Linked DNA regions of Homo sapiens: region 2 is linked to region 1. The links are chromatin contacts, found by Hi-C or POLR2A ChIA-PET in ENCODE. All regions are on one chromosome and are shown on one strand. The core of a region is the stretch at or near the end of the contact, and the rest is flanking DNA. Distances in the headings are between cores, read along the strand shown. Region 1 has its middle 7.0 kb from the start of TCEAL3. Region 2 has its middle 28 kb from the start of TCEAL1.

The links. Hi-C counts contacts between places; a loop is a spot of excess contacts on that map. ChIA-PET counts read pairs that join two places held with the same protein, here RNA polymerase II (POLR2A).
Region 2: a loop to region 1 is called in a map of PC-9, with 2.8 times the contacts of the local background. The contact joins two enhancer-like sites. A Hi-C loop is called at or near these places in 2 of 168 maps with a recorded cell type or tissue (CD14-positive monocyte and PC-9). POLR2A ChIA-PET finds 5 or more read pairs at or near these places in 6 of 52 experiments (A549, HEK293T, Panc1 and 3 more).

Annotation. Positions count from the first base shown.
Region 1 is chrX:103,612,177-103,617,660 of GRCh38, forward strand. No RefSeq gene overlaps it. Among named protein-coding and RNA genes, the nearest start is that of TCEAL3, 7.0 kb to the left of the region's middle. Within about 2 kb of position 3,000, at least 2 of the 41 ENCODE cell types and tissues checked have a DNase peak (open chromatin) inside an H3K27ac peak, as active enhancers do; they include PC-9, where a contact is called at or near this core.
Region 2 is chrX:103,654,717-103,660,040 of GRCh38, forward strand. No RefSeq gene overlaps it. Among named protein-coding and RNA genes, the nearest start is that of TCEAL1, 28 kb to the left of the region's middle. Within about 2 kb of position 2,100, at least 5 of the 41 ENCODE cell types and tissues checked have a DNase peak (open chromatin) inside an H3K27ac peak, as active enhancers do; they include PC-9, where a contact is called at or near this core.

The DNA of each region.
Region 1 (5,484 bases), core at 1,750-4,249:
TGGCCACAGAAACAGAAATAGAACTATGTGAGAGCTCAACAATATTGACTTCCCATACCAACCTGATCTGACTACTCTCATAGCTGAGTATGAAACCTGCCAACAGCAGAGGCCATTGCTGAGACCCTAATATGGTATCATTTCCAGAAGGAATGTCGATTACATTACTTTGTGCCCTATAAATATATACAATTATAAATTGTCAATTAACAATAATTATTTAAACTATGAGAAATAATACACAAGTACAATGTAGCAAGATGTAATATCAATATACAAAATCAATTGTATTTCTTTATAGTAGAAATTAACAATCTGAAATGAACTTAAGAAAATGATTCCATTTACAATGGTATCAAAAAGAAAAACAATCTTGGGAATAAATTTAACAAAACAAATGCCAGACTTGTATATGGAAAAGTACAAAATGTTGTCAAAAGAAACTAAAGACAACCTAAATAAATGGAAATAAATTCAATGTTCATTGATTGAAAGACTTAACATTGTTCAGATGGCAATATTCCCTAATTGATTTACAGACTTAAGGCAATCACTATCAAAATCTCCCCTGGCTTCTTTGCAGATAATAACAAAGTGATCCTAAATTATAATGACCCAAAACAGACAAAACAATCTTGAAAAACAATAACAAATGGAGTTCTTACACTTTCTAACTTCAAAACTTACCACAAAGCAATAGTAATCAAGACAGGGTGGTCCTACCATAAGGATAGATATATAAATCAATGGAATAGAATTGGGAATCCAGAAGTAAACTCTCACTTTTATGCTCAATGGATTTTCAACAAGTCTGCCAAGACAATTCAAAGGGAAGATAATAGTTTTTAAACAAATTGTGATGAAACCATTAGATATCCACATGCCAAAGAATGAATTTAGAACATTATGTCACACCCTACATCAAAGTGAACTCAACACAGATCATAAATATAAATGAAAGAGCTAAAACTATACAGCTCTTAGAAGAAAACATATGCATAAATATTCATGACCTTGAGTTAGGCAATTTTACTTAGATACAATAACAAAATCATATATGACAAAAGATACATTCTACTTCATGAAAATGGAAACGTTTTGTGCTTCAAATGATAACATCGAGAAAATGAAAAGATGATCCACCAGATGGGAGAAAATAACTGCAAATAATACATTTGATAAGGAGCTAATTTCCAGAATATATAAAAAACTCTTACAACTCAACCATTAAAAAAAAAGAGAACCCAATTTTAAAATGGGCAAATGATTTGAATAGATATTTCTCCCAAGAAGATATACAAATGTCCAATAGGCATATGAAAAGAAGCTCAACTGTATTAGTCACTAGGGAATGTAAACCAGAACCACAAAGTGATACCACTTCACACACAGTAGGATGGCTAAAACGAAAGAGATAGAAAATAAGTTTTGGTGAGGATGGGGAGAAACAAGTCCTCATACATTGCTGATGGGAATGCATTTGCTTGGGATAACAAATTGGCAATTCTTTAAAATGTTAAACATAATGTGTCATATGACCCAGCAATTCCATTCCTAGGTATATACACAAGAGAAATGAAAACATACAGTCATGCAAAATGTATACACAAATGTTCATAGCAGTATTGTTCATAATAGCCAAAATATAGAAAAAAAATCCATGAACTGGTGAATAAACAAATATGGTATATTATACAATGTATTTGGCAATAAAAAGGAAGAAGTACTGATACATGGCATAGCATGGATGAACCTTGAAAACATTATGCTAAGTGAAAGTAGGCAGTCACAAAAGACCACATAGTTTATTATCCAATTTATAATAAATGGACATATCAACAAATCTATAGAGAAAGTAGATTCGTGGTTGCATGGGGCTTGCAGAAGGGCAGGAATGAAAAATGGTAATAGGAAGGTTTTCTTTAGGGGTGATGAAAATGTAAAATTGGATAGTGGTGATGGTTGCCCACCTCCATAAATATTCTAAAAACCATTGAATTGTGCACTTTACATGGGTGAATTATAAGGCATATGAATTATATCTCAATAAAGCTGTTAAAGAGAAATAATTATCTACAATAAAAATAAGAACAATGTGTTACATGGCTTGTAACATATGTAGAAGTAAAATGTACAATGTGGTGGTTAATACTGAGTGTCAACTTGATTGGATTGAAGGATGCAAAATATTGTTCCTGGGTGTGCCTGTGAGGGTACTGCCTAAGGAGATTAACATTTGAGTCACCGAACTGGGAGACGAAGACCCACCCTCAATCTGGGTAGGCACTATCTAATCAGCTGCTAGCCTGACTAGGATAAAAGTAGGCAGAGGAACGTGGAAAGACTAGAATGGCTTAGTCTTCTGGCCTACATCTTTCTCCCGTGCTGGATGCTTCCTGCCCTCAAACATCAGACTCCAAGTTCTTCAGTTTTTGGACTCTTGGACCTTCGATCACAGACTAAAGGCTACACTGTCAGCTTCCCTACTTTTGAGGTTTTGGGACTCAGACTGGCTTCCTTGCTCTTCAACTTGCAGACGGCCTATTGTGGGACTTCACCTGGTGACTGTCTGAGTCAATACTCCTTAATAAATTCCCCTTTATATATACATCCATCCTATTAGTTCTGTCCCTCTAGAGAACCCTGACTAATACGTACAACAATAGAAAAAAAGATGGGAGGGGGAATGCACAGTTGTAGGGTTCTTCGATTATCCATGAAATCATTTACAGTTGACCCTTGAACAACACAGGTTTGACCTGTGTTTTTTGATGTGGATTTTTCCAACCAAACTGAGATGGAAAATACTGTACTTGTGGGATGTGAAGTCTGCCTATAGCGAGGGCTGACTTTTCACAAAGATGGGTTCTGCAGAGCCAACTCCAGGACCCACCTAGGTATACATAGATTTGTATATCCTGGGGAGTGGTGGGTCCTGGAACCAATCCCCTAAGTATACTGAGAGATAGCTATCATATTATTTGAAGGTAGACTGTGATAATCTATGATACATATTACAAATACCAGAGCCATGGCTCAGAGATTTTGCCTGAGGGAAGGGAGGGAAGCAGGATGTAAAATGGAGAGTTCTAAATTTTTTCCCAAAGGAAAGGAATTCATTTGCAACAGAATATGGAGAAGTCCAAGTTCAAGGGAGCTCTCAAAAACAGTGGAGGCTCTGGTGCATGATATATTAAAATATATATTACAGTATATATTTGGTCAATGTCCCCAGTTCCTGGCACAGAGCTCCTAAAACCTTTGGGATTTTCTGAATGATAGGAGTGTCTTTTGTTATTCATAATGAGCCCCTTTTGACTACTCCTGAATTTATGCTAATGAGGTGACTTAGGGTAAGACCCCTAGATAGCTTCAGGATGGGGACTGGACACCAGAAAGACCAAATACATGATTACAGGATGGGAACTTTCTGCCTTGCTCCTGACCTCCAGGGATTGGAGAGGGGATAAAAATTGAGTTCAATTACCAGTGGCCAATGATTACATAAATCATTCCTATACGATAAAACCTCCATTAAAATCCCTAAATGATGGGGCTCGGGAGCTTCTGGGTTGGGAATACATTGATGTACTGATCAGATGGAGCACCCAGAAAAGGCATGGAAGCTCTGTGCCAAATATACCCCATATCTTACCTTATGCATGTCTTCCATTAGGCTCTTCCTGAGTTGTATCCTTTACAATAAACTGGTAATAGTAAGCAAAGCACTTTTCTAAGTTCTGTGAGTCATTCCAGTAAATTACTGAACTCAAGAAGGGAGTCATGAGAACTGTGAATAAAAAATAGACTCTCAGGACCCCAAACTCACTATGGCAAAAGGGAAATTAAGCTTGGGAACTGAGTCATCCAAAAACTGCCTTCCATTTGTTCCCAAATAGCTGTAATTTCACATGCTTACTTTATCTTATGTAAAATGTAGATGTACTGAGCATGAGATGAATGCATAATTGACTTTTCCTCTACTCCTTTCTTTTTACATGTAAAATGTAGATTCACTGAGTGCTAATCAGAGCCTCACAAGAATGTAACCACTTGCCTCATTGCCTACCCATCCTCCTTTTTTTTCTTCCCCTCTTGCTTGCTCTTTCTCCTTTAAATACTGAAGTTCCCAAAGCCCTCTGTGGGAAAACCACAGGTCACCAATCCTACTGTGACTTGTGTTTCATTTTCCTAGGTGTGTCCTCAACCTTGGCAAAATAAACCTCTAATCAATTGAGATCTGCCTCAGTCACTTTTTGGTTTACAGAACCCTCAAATTTGTACTAGCCCAGGCTGAAGTGTGGGTAGGTTGGGCACCCCATTTGCAGCTGCCATCTGAAGTGGAGGGCAGTCTTATACTTAAAAGCCCTTAAACTGTAGGGTCTGCACTAACTCTGAGGAATTAATATCAGAATTAAATTGAATTGTAGGACACCCAGTTGGTGCCAGAGAATCAGAGAATTGGTAGGTGTTAGAAAACACCACACATTTGATGTCAGAAATAGTGCCAGAAAACACCACACGTGGTGAAAGGCAATTGAGAGGACATTGGTAGATTCATTGGAGATGCAGACTAAGCTGTAGGCCCACTAGTTTGCTGGAGACAACCTGGGACAGAGAAAGCTGGGAGGAGACCCACTGGGATTAGAACAAATCTGTCTGTGGAATCATTTATGCCCCAGGGCATTGTTGAAAACAATAGGGCAATCAGCAGGTAATTAGTGGAGCTAAACAGCTGGGTATGGTCAGGGAAAAAAACAGTCAAGGAAAGCCCTGCCAAAGGTGACTGTGGGCACAACCAAGGCTGAGCCTTCTGGTGAGCAACATAACAGGCTTCACATTGTGCAAGCACAGAGTTTACTAAAATAATCTAGCTAATCACTAAATAAATAAATATGCAAATATCAGTAAAAAGCTCCAGATGGGGAAGAGGAAAATAGTACCCAGAGGTGCTACAATATATTATCCAAAATGCTCAGTTTTCAACAAAAAATTATGAGATTTGCAGGGAAACAGGAAAGTATAACCCATATACCAGAAAAAGGCAGACACTAGGAGCTCCTTGTGAGAGTGGCCAGATGTCAGTTTGAACAAAGACTTCAAAGTAGCTATTATTAATATGTTCACAGAACTACAAGAAACCATGATTAAAGAAGTAAAGAAAGATATGATGATGTTGCATCAAATATAAAATATCAAAGACATAGAAATTATTTTTAAAACAAATTGAAATTCTGGGATTCAAAAGTACAATAACTAAAATGAAAAATTCAGTATTACACTTGAACTGCCAAAAGAATCAGTAAACTTGAAGGTAAATTGATAGAAATTATGCAATCTGAATAACCAAGAGAAGAAAAGACTAAATACAAATGTACAGTGCCTCAGAGAAATGTGGAACACCATTAAGTATTACATTAGCAAAGGAATTACTCCCAACAAGAAATCCATAGGAACCAACTGAAGAGATCTAAAAATGATATC
Region 2 (5,324 bases), core at 850-3,349, 42 kb after region 1:
CTTTGGGATCACCATGATTAGTCAGAAGGTCTGGAGAGATGGCCATGAGATTTTCTGGATAGGCCAGAAAACAGAACTGTCTACCCTGGAGATGTTAATGACAAATCCAGCAACCATAAAGATGATTCCCTGATGCTATAATTTTGAAATATTTACTATATAGTTTTGTTCCCATCCATACTGGATCAGGGTAATTGGGAGAGAAAAGAGGATTAACAGTGGCAGCATAGTGTACAGTTGGGCCTTAGATTGGCTGAACACCCAACAAGGACAAAAGAGATATTTCCCAGGAGGAGGCAGCTGGCTAAAGTGATAGAAAAGAAGTATTACAGTAAAAAAAAAAAAAAAAAAAAGAGGTAAAAATTAATGCTCCTATTCCCACCCACAGCATTAAGTTATCACTTCTGGCTGAGTGTTGATTCTTTTAAATGGGTAGGAGAGGTTTATAGATGTAGTGCATTAGTCCATTTTCATGCTGCTGATAAAGACATACCTGAGACTGGATAATTTATAAAGAAAAAGAGGTTTAATGGACTCACAGTTCTATGTGGCTGGGGAGGCCTCACAATCATGGCAGAAGGTGAAAGGCATGTATTACATGGCGGCAAGCAAGACAGAATGAGAACCAATTGAAAGGGGTTTCCCCTTATAAAACCATCAGATACCATGAGAATTACTCACTACCATGAGAACAGTATGGGGGAACCACCCCCATGATTCAATTATCTCCCACCGGGTTCCTCCCACAACATGTGGGAATTACGGGAGCTACAATTCAAGATAAGATTTGGGAGGAGACACAGCCAAACCATATCATGTAGGTTGTGCTGTCCTCCCTTTGTGCCTGTGACTCATAAGGAACATATTTAATCCCAAATAGGTGTATCCAAGTAGTTATTCCCTGAAGTTTAATGGTGGTGAGGGTATTTAACAATATCTGATAGGGGCCTCATATGGTTTGGATCTGTGCCCCCATCCAAATTTCATGTTGAATTGTAATCCCCAGTGTTGGAGGTGGGGCCTTGTGGGAGATGATTGGAGCATGGGGTCATATTTCTTGTGAATGGTTTTGTATCATCCCCTTGGTATTGTACTCATAACAGTGAGTGAGCTCTCATGACAGCTGGTCATTTAAAAGTGTGTGGAACTGGCCAGGCGCAGTGGCTCATGCCTGTAATCCCAACACTTTGGGAGGCTGAGATGGGCGGATCACGAGGTCAGGAGTTCGAGACCAGCCTGACCAACATGGTGAAACCCTGTCTCTACTAAAAATACAAAAATTAGCCAGGCGTGGCGGCACGCACTTGTAATCCCAGCTACTCAGGAGGCTGAGGCAGGAGAATCGCTTGAACCTGGGAGGCAGAGGTTGCAGTGAGCCAAGATCTTGCCATTGCACCCCAGCCTGGTGACAGAGTGAGATTCCAACTCAAAAAAAAGAAAAAGTGTGTGGAACCTCTGTATCTTGCTCCTGCTCTGGCTATGTGAAGTGCCTGCTCTCTCCCTTTGCCTTCCACCATGATTGTAAATTTCCTGAGGCCTCCCCGGAAGCCAAACAGATGCCAGCATCGCTTCCTGTGTAGCCCACAGAACCATAAGCCAATTAAACCTCCTTTCTTTATAAATTACCCAGTCTCAGGTATTTCTCTATAGCTACGTGAGAACAGCCTGATATAGGACCTTTTCATTTGGGTTGTAATTGATCTTCAGGGGATCCTTCTTTTTAGTAAGACTAAGTCTCCTGGTTAGAGGTGATACTTTATTTCTATATTCTTGAAGGGCCTTGTGAACAAAGCCTAAATTTCAAAGAGGGCATAGGGAGGTGTGTCCAACCTCCTGTTTCCCATCATGGCCTGAATTCTTTGTTTGTTTGTTTTAGACTTCTTTGGAATTTCCTTTGGCCAAGAGACTTAGAGTCAAAAAACTGCCATTGTGGGAAGCTGTCCATTGGGCCAAGGGTCCAACATTCCCAATAAACTTACTTGAGGAGGCAGCTCACTGGGGCTAGTAAAAGAAGGTTAGCTCTAATAGTGATGGGGAGCTTTTTTATGTGTCACCAGGGGCAGTTAGCACATTCTCATGCCAATGACCCTTTTGTTTATACTGGGCACGCTGATTCTGGCCTAGTGAATCAGTGGGCCAGTGAGTCAGGGCTCTTATCTGGGCATATCAGATGCCAATCTCGTGATGCTTTCTTGGGATGGGTAATTCTGACGTGGCAGGGGACTTAAAGCAACTGTTAATGATTGCACTTTTTGGCTATTTTTTGTTTTTGTTTTTGTTTTCTCACCTATTTTGCCCTGTCCCTATTGTTGTAAACTTTAAAGTCCTCATCTAAGATCTGGGTCTTAGGGGCTGGGTGCAGTAGCTCATGCCTATAATCCCAGCATTTTGGGAGGCTGAGGTGGGTGGATCACTTGAGGCCAGGAATTTGAGACTAGCCTGGTCAACATGCTGAAACCCTGTCTCCACTAAAAATGCAAAACTTAGCCAGGCATGGTGGCGGGTGCCTGTAATCCCAGCTATTCAGGAGGCTGAGGCATGAGAGTAGCTTGAACCCAGGAGGCGGAGATTGCAGTGAGTCAAGATGGCATCACTGCACTCCAGCCAGGACAACAGAGCAAGATTCTGTCTCAAAAAAATAAATAAATAAAGAGAGTTAGCTCATTGGGATTTGAGGTCTCATTGCTGCTTTTTGTATCTTCCTCCTAATGTCAGGTGCAGGATGAGTAATAAAATGTACACCCAGGAAAGCTTGCCCTTCTGGGGGGTCTGGGTCTGCACTGGTATATTTCCTGAGTCCCTCTATCAAACGACCCAGAAACAGAACAGGATTTTCGTCTTTTACCTGAGTTATATTTCTAGCTCTGTCATAATTGACTGGCTTAACCACAGATACTTCCCTCCACTTTTTTCCCACAGCACAGCGAACAGATAACAATATTTCTAAGTCATGACAAGTTAAATCAAAGAACATGGTCAACATAACACATGCCTGTATAAACTTTTCTGGATTTTCTGAAAACTGGCCAAATTTTTCCTCATATAAATCCAAATTAGATATAGAAAATGGCACATGTAACCCCATTTCCATTAGCTACCTCCTGCAATGGACACAGATTTTACTTTAGGGGCTAATATGAGGCTCCACTCCTGGTAGTATTGATTGGGCTTATTTTGGGGGAAATGGGGGTATAAGCTGGGGCTAGTTGGATGAGGGGGAGGAGTGTCTGATGACCTTGAGCTAGAATCCTTTGTTAGAGCACTGGCAGGACCCCCCTCAGAATTGGGGGACTGGGGAGACTCTGGGAAAGGCATAGGCCTTCTAGGAGAACCAGCAAGGAGGGGATCCTCAGATGGAGCTGTCTGGTGCCTGGAAGTAACATGAGCCAGTAAAGGGTCATAAAAGCCTGTACATAAGGGACCTCTTCCCATTTTCCTTCTTTTTTACAGAATAAGTCCAGTTGTAAATTATCATTACAATATATAGAACCATGTTTACGCCAAATTTGGTTTTCTAATTTGTACGGAACCCAAACCATGTTGCAATAGAAAATGAGTTTCTTTTTCATTAAACCAAATTTGAATTTGCTCCAATAGCCTAAAAGACATCCTAGTCGTGAGTCCTCTGAGACGCTCGTCATTGTCCCCATGGATACAGAAGTTTTAGAGGACGCAGAAGTCTTCCTAAGTCTAGCAAAAGGGAAAGCAACTGAGTCATTATTTTTCACTTTTAGATTCTCTCACTTCCTGCAGAGAAGGTGTAAGTATACATAGCAAGGCATTACAAAAGTGGATTACAAGCTACAAATGGACAGTAGAATGTTGAGCCTAAAATCCACAGTGAGGGTTAAGCAGAGAGGAGGGCTAAACAAATGGTGAATGGGAAGGGAGGAGGGGAAGAGGGAAACAGTATTACCCAAGGGGACACCTCAGAGGTATTGACTTGCTGGAGAACCTATCCAGCAGCGGAGACACCAAAATAAATGTTCAGGCAACCACTTTTCTACCGTTGTAGGTGGTTGTCTGTCAGGCCAGGAGCCTAGGAACTCCCTGTTCCTTCAGCTTAGAGAGGTTTGAGCAAGACAGTTGCTCAAGTCAGCACACAAGAAGGAGTCTGTGACTGCCTATTAGGGAAATAATAACTTCTAACTTCAGGGCAGAAAAAGGCAAGATCACTATTCCCCTAGGGCGAGGGATTATAACCCACAATCCTAGAGGGAATGTCAATGCTGAAAACCCCAGAGCATCTGGAAGGCAGCTGAAAATGCAAATGCTGAAAACCCAGAGTACCAGAGTTTCAGCCAGTGAGGGTCCCATCACCAAATGCCAGGGGCATCCATCCAGGGGGTGGCCAACAGTGAACCCAAACCCAAGTTGGGGTCACAGAACAATGTGACTCTGGTTTCCCAGAGTCAACACAATAGGGAGCCTCTCACAACCAAGTGTCCTGCCTTAAACAAATGCCCATATACAGTTATCAGAAAATCAAAGCAAACATAAGAGTGCAAACAAAACACACATTGCAGAAATGAAAATAAAACAACTGGTGGAGCAACAAAATGAAGTCATAAGAGAAAAGACTAGGGGAAGGGGTGACAAGGACGTGTTTCAGGGCAATCAAACAATGGGCGACTTTTAACTGAACACATAGCCAAAGGCTTTTATTCCCCAGCTTACCTAATATTGTGGGAGAGGGTGGAGGGAACACTCATTCATGCACAGTAGCCAAAATCATGATGACCAATGTTCTATGTGGGACCCGGGTGAAGGTCTCTCCAGGTTTCCTCAGCTTGGATGGTGATATGATTTGGCTCTGTGTCACCACCCAAATCTCATGCTGAATTATAATCCTCAATGTTGGGGGAGGGTCCTGGTGGGAGGTGATTGGATGATGTCATGATAGTGAGTGAGTTCTCATGAGATCTGGTTGTTTGAAAGTGTGTACCTCGCTCTTTCTTTCTTCCTTTCTTTCTTTCTCTTTCTTTCTTTCTTTCTTTCCTTCTTTCTTTCTTTCTTTCTTTCTTTCTTTCCTTCTTTCTTTCTCTCTCTCTTTCTCTCTCTTTCTCTCTCTCTCTCTCTCTCCTCCTGGCCATGTGAAGATGTGCTTTTTTTCCCCTTTGCCTTCTGCCATGATTGTAAGTTTCCGGAGGCCTCCCCAGCCATGGTTCCTGTACAACCTGTGGAACTGTGAGTCAATTAATCCTCTTTTCTTTATAAATTACTGAGTCTCAGGTAGTTCTTTATAGCAATGTGAGAACAGACTAATACAGGTGGGCTTGGCTGCCACATGGGGGCTGGAATGGACCAGTAACCCACCAGCCTGC